Regions from separate parts of the Homo sapiens genome. Here region 2 is linked to region 1. Evidence: chromatin loops called from intact Hi-C (ENCODE). Cell type or tissue: PC-3. All regions are shown on one strand. Links, peaks and the distances in the headings refer to the core of each region. The heading gives the core; the rest is flanking DNA. Region 1 overlaps LOC105375161 (a long non-coding RNA gene). Region 2 overlaps LOC107986770 (a long non-coding RNA gene).

Evidence for each region. Peaks named below come from ENCODE experiments on the same cell type or tissue, not always from the same donor. Only the 100,000 strongest peaks of a DNase experiment are listed, where the experiment ranks them.
Region 2: it touches region 1 in a loop (11-fold over the local background); 8 of 110 quality-filtered maps call a loop at or near these places.

The regions. Positions count from the first base shown.
Region 1 is chr7:13,723,956-13,728,362 of GRCh38, forward strand. The region is part of intron 1 of LOC105375161 (a long non-coding RNA gene); the gene reads left to right. Among named protein-coding and RNA genes, the nearest start is that of ETV1, 260 kb to the right of the region's middle. In PC-3, for the core only: a CTCF peak has its summit at 1,656; a DNase peak (open chromatin) is centred at 1,126; H3K4me3 peaks cover 420 bases; H3K27ac peaks cover 1,198 bases.
Region 2 is chr7:13,522,713-13,527,119 of GRCh38, forward strand. All of the region lies in intron 2 of LOC107986770 (a long non-coding RNA gene), which reads left to right. Among named protein-coding and RNA genes, the nearest start is that of ETV1, 460 kb to the right of the region's middle. In PC-3, for the core only: a CTCF peak has its summit at 2,587 (motif pointing right); a DNase peak (open chromatin) is centred at 2,579; H3K4me3 peaks cover 435 bases.

The DNA of each region.
Region 1 (4,407 bases), core at 150-4,149:
TGGATAGAGCACTATTCTTTGTACCAGTTATACACTGTACACATTGCATATTTTAAATTATTTATGTTTCAGAGGAAAGGGTTAGCTAGGTGATTTACGTACTACTGGTAAAATCCCAGTCCACAAAACTAGCTGTACAGAAGACAATTGAAACTTACTCCTGAATATTTATAAATCATTCCAGAGTTAAGATAATAATGTAATTCTCAAAAATAACAGTGAAAAGCAAGAAAAGTTCCTTTTGGAGAAATAAAACAATAGATCCAAGTTTCAAATCCCTCTGGGTTAGGCCGTAAATCAGGTAAAAAGATATAATTTCATGCCAAGCCAATTCTCTATTAGAAAGGGAATGTGGGTTCTGGGAGGCATGCACTTAATCTGACTTATGCACACCACAGTGTTGTCCATAGAATGTACAAATAACCCCATAAGAAAGGTTAATCAAATGTGCACTGTGACTTAGGATAAAATGCCTGGGACGGCTGACCAATTCGATTCATATCTCCTAGTGGAGATCCATAATGTCTCAATTCTTAATTATCTAGTCTTTTGTGCATTAAAAAAAAATGGCCAATAAAATGTCAGCCAAGAAACACACTGTTCATTCCTTTCAGGTTTATTTTAAACCTATTGCACTTAGGCTAGAGCTAAATCAATTTTTCATGAATATCTACCCCGGTAGATTGCACCTCTAGCCAATTCAGATCCCCAGAGAATTTTAAAAAAGAGATTTATCAAGTAACAAGTAACACCTCAGGAAAAAGAAACAGGGTTTTTAATTGCTTTGTGTGCTCCGTAATTGAAGGCAGGCACCTTCTTGAGGCGCTCGCTGCCAGGAGGAGTGAGACTCCACTTGGCCCTGCCTAATTAATCCTGTGATACAAACCTTCTGGCTTCAATTTTCACATTTCTGTCTCTTTTTAGAGGTGATAATAAAACTAAAAATTTATGTTGGTTACTGTATGACTATAACTGTGCCAGCAGAACGCAAATAAAACCATATGGGCTAAGGAGACCTTGTCTCCATATTTCTGGTTTCCCTGTGGCACGAGGTACCAGGGCAAGCTTTGTGCTAACAAGAAAAGGTAGGGAAAACTCAGTAGCGGGGTGGAAGTGCAGGTCAACCCGTTCTTATGAGTTTGCTCTGTTAAGATGACTCATTGAAACATATGCCTTTTTTATTGACAAAATTTTTCTCAAAATAGAATCGTACACTCTGAAAGCTCAATGGCTCAGTGACTGCATATCACTAAACAGTACTAGAGCTTTTAATGAAAGACAAATTGGGCAGCTTAGCCTTTAAAAAAAGCTGTCAGAGTGACAAGTGCAGGGTCTATTATCTTAATAGCTTACATATTAAGATGAGTAAAACACATCCTTTAGAACTTTGTCCATGACACCAGCAACATCGTAGCTGAGCTGTGATGCATAATGCATCCCACATCGTGAATTGGCTCCATTGCTGACACAGGTCAAAATTATTTTGCTTTTATGGAGAACCTTGATTTGTAATGTGACATTATTGTTATATGTCTGGTGGAATGATACTTAAAGAGGAGGCAAACAAATGGGGAGAATAATAGCACCTATGGGGTAGTAGTTTACACAGAAAAATAGTAGTTTCAAAGATTGGCATAAATTCGAAGGGTATATTGTGCCTGCTGTTCACAAATAATGGATTTTTTTTTAAGAGAAAGAAATTTCTAAAAATTATGTTACTTAAATTATTTTTATAGGTGGTTAAAACTTTCACAGGTTATATCATTTTCTTTACCTTTGTTTCTTTGAAATCTGTTTATTTTGAACAGTTTCCACTCTTTCTGCTGAATTTTTAAAAATATGGGAGCCATCTGGTGGTCAACAATTATAATTTTTCTTAAAAATTAAATAATGTTTTATTATAAAATAAAGTGCTGTCTAATTTTAAAATTTGGTAAGATCTTCTTTTTTTCCCCAGTAGAATTATTTTTTACAAAGGCACTAATTCAATACTCTCATAGGCTTAGTCAAATAAATTCTGCGCATGAAACTTTTAAAATATACTGTTTTCACGGTACATTCCATTCATTTTTTACAAATATCAAATGGACTCTTCTTTCCATATTGTTCATGTATTTACCAAGAAGTAATTTAAATCATGCAAGGAGTTGAGAAAAATACAAATATGTCCTTGAAAGTTTTATAATATGTGAGTTTTTATACTTTTTAAAATAAAGCAAGTGATTTTTATAGAATATTCTGCATAAAGGGGAAGCTTTGGGAACAAGGTCCAGGATTCCATAAATATACATGGATATGGAAGATAATTTTAAAAGGAAAGACTTAAATGCAAAACCTTAACTATAAAAGTTCAAGTTCTGGCCAGTGATATGTGAAACATCAAAACAGAACTGACATTAATAGCAATTGTTGAAGTTCTACATACCTTGTTCACATGACTTAAAATAAGCTGCTCACCTTCTAAACTAGTATATTGAATGTATGTATATATGTGTGTATCTATAATACACACATATAAAATGTGGTCTGTTGTGAGTATATTAAAACTGACCATTTCACTCTAATCTCTACCTCATGATTAAACTGTAGAATTCTTTTTGTTGTTGTTGTTAGGTTCTGTTAACTGCTTTTATTGCTATTTAACACACACTGAATATTTACTCTATGGCAGGTTTTTGATTACAAGCTTTTATAAATAATCTCTTTAGGCTGGGGATAGTGGTAAGCACCTGTATTCCCAGCAAATCCAGAGGCTAAAGTGGGTGGAACACTTGAGTCCAGGAGTTTGAGGTCAACCTGTGCAACATAATGAAACCCCTTCTGTAATAAAATAAAATAAAATGATTTTGTTGAATCTATGTAAAATACTACCCAATGGGTACCATTATTCTCCCATTTATTTTCTGAAGCATATGCGGCTCAGAGAAGTTATGAAACATCAATACAAGTGAGTGGCCTTGGCTTTACCCCAATTCTAACTCCAATTTCTGTACGTTTATCTACCATTCAAAACTAAAATGGCCACTAGACACTCTAATCACTTGTAGTTTGTCTGTTCAACAACATAATTACGTCCTCAATCAGCTTTGAATTGGAAGGGAAAGCACCAGCCTTATAAGCCAAATCTGTTACTTATCTATCAGGTTCCATGGGAGGTAAAGTAATAAGGAGAAATGAAATATCATTGTAATTGTCACTGAGTGTTTAGTTCATTAGGCACTCTTTCTTCCTTCTCTTCTGGAGCAAACTCTTTCCCTTCCACTCAGGGTTGGCTTTCTTCTGCTTCAACTCTGGAGGGAATGCCAATCGCGAAACTCTGGGGATTGGGCATGTAGTGCAGGCCTGGCCACTGTGACATGTCCAGGAGAGAGCAGGGGACCTAAGCCAGAACAAGCAAAGGCATTCCCTGGTATTCTTTACCCTTCTGGGAAGAAGGGTGGTGAGAGCTCCTTCCTTCAGATCTCCAAGTTGAAATGATATAGGCATGAAGCTTCACTCAACCCCTGGGCCTCTTGCCAGAACCCTCCACATGCACTCCTCAGTACTTGGGGAACAGAAAGGAATGAGATGAATGCACATGGCTACAAGAAACGAGAACTAACAGAAAATAAAAAGCCTCGAGACTTTCACTTGATCTAGCTAAGAGCTCTAAAGCAGTGTTATTTCTTCAGAACTTCCTTCAGTGTTTGAGCTACCCAGGAATTCTTCCAGTAAACTTGTTTGCTGGGTTTTGTTTTTGCTGTGGTTGTTTTGCCTTGAGCTAGTTTGAGTTGGATTTTTGTCACTTGAACACAGGAAGCCATTAGACTGTACAATTACAAAATATTAGGTTCTCCTATGGTAGAAAACAGAGATAACCACTGTTACCGAATAGTATCTTTCGGGTGGGTTTTAAAATAAACAGTTTCCCTAGGAAAAGAGCCAGCCTGCCTGCATATGGCAGGGAAGTGTGACACAAAGCACCAGACTGGTTTTGGCAAACACAGGGAGGAGCCAATTTCCAAAAGCTCTACAGTTTTAATCCCCACTGGCATGCAATGTTTGTTTGTATCTCACCCTTCTATGTGTAAAACTGGACTCAAAATTTGCACACTTAAGGAATCTCTCTCTCTCTTCCTCTCTCTCTCTCTCTCACACACACACACACACCCCTCTTCCTGATTTTCTTGATTTTGATATGATCTCATTTGGGCCAGAAGTAATGCCTCCTAGAACTCTATCTTCCTGGTCTACTAAGAAAATAAAGTGGTACACATATTGTAAGGAAAGTGTAAATGTGGATGAAAGCAGAACAAATTTAGCTATTGTGACTAGAGACACAGGATTCATTAAGCCAAAAATCATACGCTTTTGAGGTGAAGCCCTCTAGCTTGGTATCCCAGCTTTGCCACTTATGTGCTGTGTAAG
Region 2 (4,407 bases), core at 258-4,257, 200 kb before region 1:
TCCTGCTGGTGATCAAGGCTGAAGGTACTGAGAGACAAACTCTGATTCTAGTATGTTTTTTTGAGTTCCAGTGTGTCCTTGCTTCCTCCTGCTTAAATTCCATATTTTCTTCCCAACTGCTAGCACTGAAGACCAACAGAAACTTCAGGCCCACCACCAGATGCAAAGGCAACAGCCTTGAACAGATCCTTTATCAGCTTCTGCAATTCCATTAGGTCAATTATTGTGTTAAGTTCCTATTATAAGCTCCTATATTCTGTATCATTCATAGTGGTTCTGCTTTCTTGCTTGAGTCCTAACAGATATCCTCTGCTTTATTTTTTCCTAATAAGAGCTAGAACCACTTGACATGGTAAGGATTTAATGCTTAAATATTTATTTTCTGACCACCTCCAGTAGAAAGTAAGTTCTCTGTGGACAGGAAGTTTTTCTGTTTTGTTCAGGGGCATATCCATAGCATGTATAATGGTGCCTGACTCACAGTAAGTACTCAATACATATTTATTTTATGAATAAATAATAATTATATGTTTTGCAAGAGACATTTTTGGTTAATCATAATATCAATATATAAAGAGGAACAATGATCAGGGATAAATAAAAATCCTTGAACTATGGCTTAGAAATACTAGCATTAAGAAAATAAGCCAGTGAGGTAGTTGAAAGCGGAGGAAAGGGATTTTTTTTTCTCTCTACTAACAGGTTAAATAACAGAGTCCAGTTCTATATATTACCAGGTACTTGTCAGGTTATTTTCTGAATGTGCACATAGTTTTGTCAACTGTTAAAGACTAATCAACAGTGGTTCGCAGTCAGTGACTGAAATTGCTAGAAAAAAAAAAAAAGCCTGTCAATTATGCAGCTATGTTCCACTTCAAAAATGCTGTGTAGTTGCAAACAGACATTTGGCAAAAGAGTTGAACAAAAAACAAGACATGACATTCTAGGCATACAATTTTTCTTTTTCTTTTCCGTAGCACGATGGGTTCTGCCTGAAATTTGTTTGTTTTGTGAGATAAATCCTCTTCTCAAAAAAGCCAATGGTGTTATTAATTACACAAAGGAAGAGGCAACTGAGGTGGGATCATGCTCAGCTGAAATTGTTAAATGAATACGAGCTCTCATACACAAAACTTCCCCAGTGGTTAACTAAGCTGTCACCATTTTAGTGCATCTGAGGAAATGTGCTCCGAGATTTATGTTAGTGTTGGCAAAGAAATGAACTAATTTTAATTCTCTCACCTCCTAAATTTGACATCAGTCCAGAAACTTTGCAACTAAATTTATGTACGTTTGCTGCACAGCAAATACTTACATTAAGAATGTCACATGGGAAGACAGCAGTCTACCTGGTATAAGTGCAAGAAAGTGAAATTTAGAAAAAACCTTATTTTTACTTTTAAAAATGTTCAAGTCTTTCAAAAGTTCTCATTCCTAGAAGGTCATAAAAGGACTCACAGAAGATTTGTTTTTTCTGGTTGCCCAACTGGTTACAAAACTAGATTACTTCCTTCTACTTCTGCCAAAATAAATGTTATTAAAATACTATATTCCTCATCTGCCAGTCAGAATCAAAGATCCATGAAAGATGATGTTTATTTGTACATGTGCACCTTTCCCACCATAGAACACACATTAAATGCAACACTCAAGATAGTTTCAGCTGCTTTGTGAAGCTGGTTTTCTTACATCTTCTTTCTCAATCATAATATGGAAAATATTATTGCCTGTCCTAAAATGAAAATTCTTTTTCTCAGCAATTTATTTGGAGTAAATTTTTCTTCTGCAGATGACCAAATATTTATTTGTCATGGTGATAATAAAGGTTTGATTAATTGCTGATTTTGGAAATAGTAAAAGACTTAAAAATGTCAATTTTCAGCAGGGTGCGGTGGCTCACCCCTGTAACCCCAGCACTTTGGAAGGCTGAGGTGGGCGGATCACAAGGTCAGGAGTTTGAGACCAGCCTGGCCAATGTGGTGAAACCCCGTCTCTACTAAAAATACAAAAATTAGCCGGGCGTGGTGGCAACGCACCTGTAGTCCCAGCTACTCAGGAGGCTGAGGCAGGAGAATTGCTTGAACCCGGGAGGCGGAGGTTGCAGTGAGCTGAGATCGCGCCACTGCACTCCAGCCTGGGTGACAGAGTGAGACTCCATCTCAGGAGGAAAAAAAAAAAAAAAAAATCTCAATTTGCTTGGAGACTGTTGCTTCAAAGAGGAGGATTCATACTGGGAACAAGGAAAAGATCCAACTGATTCTGTACTGAAAAGATGGATATGATCAAGTAGGTTTCCAGTGAGGAAGAAAAGATTAGTGCTCTGTAGTTTGGTGCTGTAAAAAAGCCCCAATTCACATAACACTAGTTTAAGTAATTTTAAGTAGCTAGGTTTTAAAAGTATGTTTTAAATTGTAATTGTAAAAAAAAAGTTTTTGAAATATTTGATAATGTTAAACTGGTGACCCAATATACTACTATGGTTTGAAAACGAAACAAAGCAAAAGCAAACAAGCACAGTCTATCTCTGTTTTTATTGCTTCTATCTTTTGGATTATGCCAAAAATTGATTTTGCCAATAGAGGGCAGTAGTCAAACTAGGATAGGCTGCATCTATCATTTCTGCAACCTCTAATGAGGTAAAAGGACACATAGAATCCTCATCTGCTTTTATGGATATTGCTGTGTAATTGCAGTGTAATTATGGCCCACAACAGCTTCAGAAAATTATCTTTCAAGAAAACAGCTGGTTCTCTTTCACAAACCGAGATGAAAGCTAGTCAATTACAAAAAAAAAAAAAAAAAAAAAGTCCAAAGAAAATATTCCCACAATATATGCTGATATAATAAACAAATGACAAAAAAAGAAATATCATAAAAATTTTAAATGTATAAATCACAGCTACTGATATGAAAAATAACACAAGGTACAAACATAAGAAAATTAGAAAGGTAGGAGATACTTCTGACACATTGTTTCATATTACAATCTAAATGGACTTCTTAGAAAGATTTTCAAATATGTTTTTTCATTTTTTGTTTTCATTTATTTGTATAATTATGTAAATGCATGGATGTATACTTTATGAAATACATGCACAAACATGCAAAGAGATTTAAAGTATAAGATTTTTTAAGCCAGTGCTCAGGAAAAATTTTAAAAATGACTAAATTTGGGCACTTACTCTAAATTTATAATTGTATTAAGCTTTGTGATATGTCAGTAAGCCAATACATGAGTGTCTCATTCTATAAAAACTCTATATACAAAAATTTGAAGGTTCTAAAATCATTAACAGAACGATCAATTATAGATAATCCATTTTGACAAATGGTTTATTTCAATGTTACTTTAAAAGTCAAGCCTTTTAGAATGGCATAGAGGTGTCTGGATTTATGAAAAAATGAAATTCCCAAGGTCAGAAACATAAATACTAGCATTTAAATTTTCTCATCTTCCACCTGATTGATATTTTCAGGCAGTCAGTTATATTTAAACTCTTGGTATGAAGAATAAGAATTGGTGTTTTCTTGACTCACTGAATGGCATGTCATGGCAGTTCCATGTCATTGACGGCCAAGTACCTCTTATGACCCTTACATTCAGAAATTATTTTAATTAACAACAAACATTAACTGAAGGTATATTTTTTAACCTCAGGGGAATTGGTCCCTGAGTGGTTAAAATAGAAACAAATAAGTACAATATATAAAATTATAAATACAAATATGTATGCATATGTATATAGTATATCTATATGTATATATGGCATGCACCTGTATTAAAATAGATACAGAGAGAGGAAATCAAATAATAATTGTATTCTAAGTTTATTTTTTTTTGTTTTTAATTGCACAAAGTAAGTTGAGAACCTACCAGTAATACTCAGTGGTTCTCAAGTGTGGATCCTGGACCATTAACATCATTTACCCCTGGGAACTTGTTAGTTCCTAGTCTGTCTCCATCCCCCCCACCGCCTGAATCAAAATTTCTGACAATGGTCTCCAGCAATCTGTGTTTAAACCAGCCTCCATGTGATTCTGATGCACGTTAAAGTCTAACAACCACTTCTCTGAGTAAATATAAGTTATTTTCATAAGTATTATAATTTGGACACTATGAATTCCTGATTTCATCCTGGCTCCAGGCTTCTTTTTGGGCAAGTTCTGAATTTGGGTATAGTTAAAATGTTTTTATCAGATAGGTTGGTTCTTTATTACTATTGACCAGATCTTTCCAAAACTGGGTTTGTAATCGAGTCTTTACAGAAGCGTTCTTACATTAGCTATGGAATCTAGGCCTCATTAGTTCTTAATAATAATCTAGCATTCGGAAAATTAGAAGACTTGAAACCAAAAAGGTTAAAAAAATTTACCAAATATTAAAAGGGAGTCTGAGAATAAACTCGA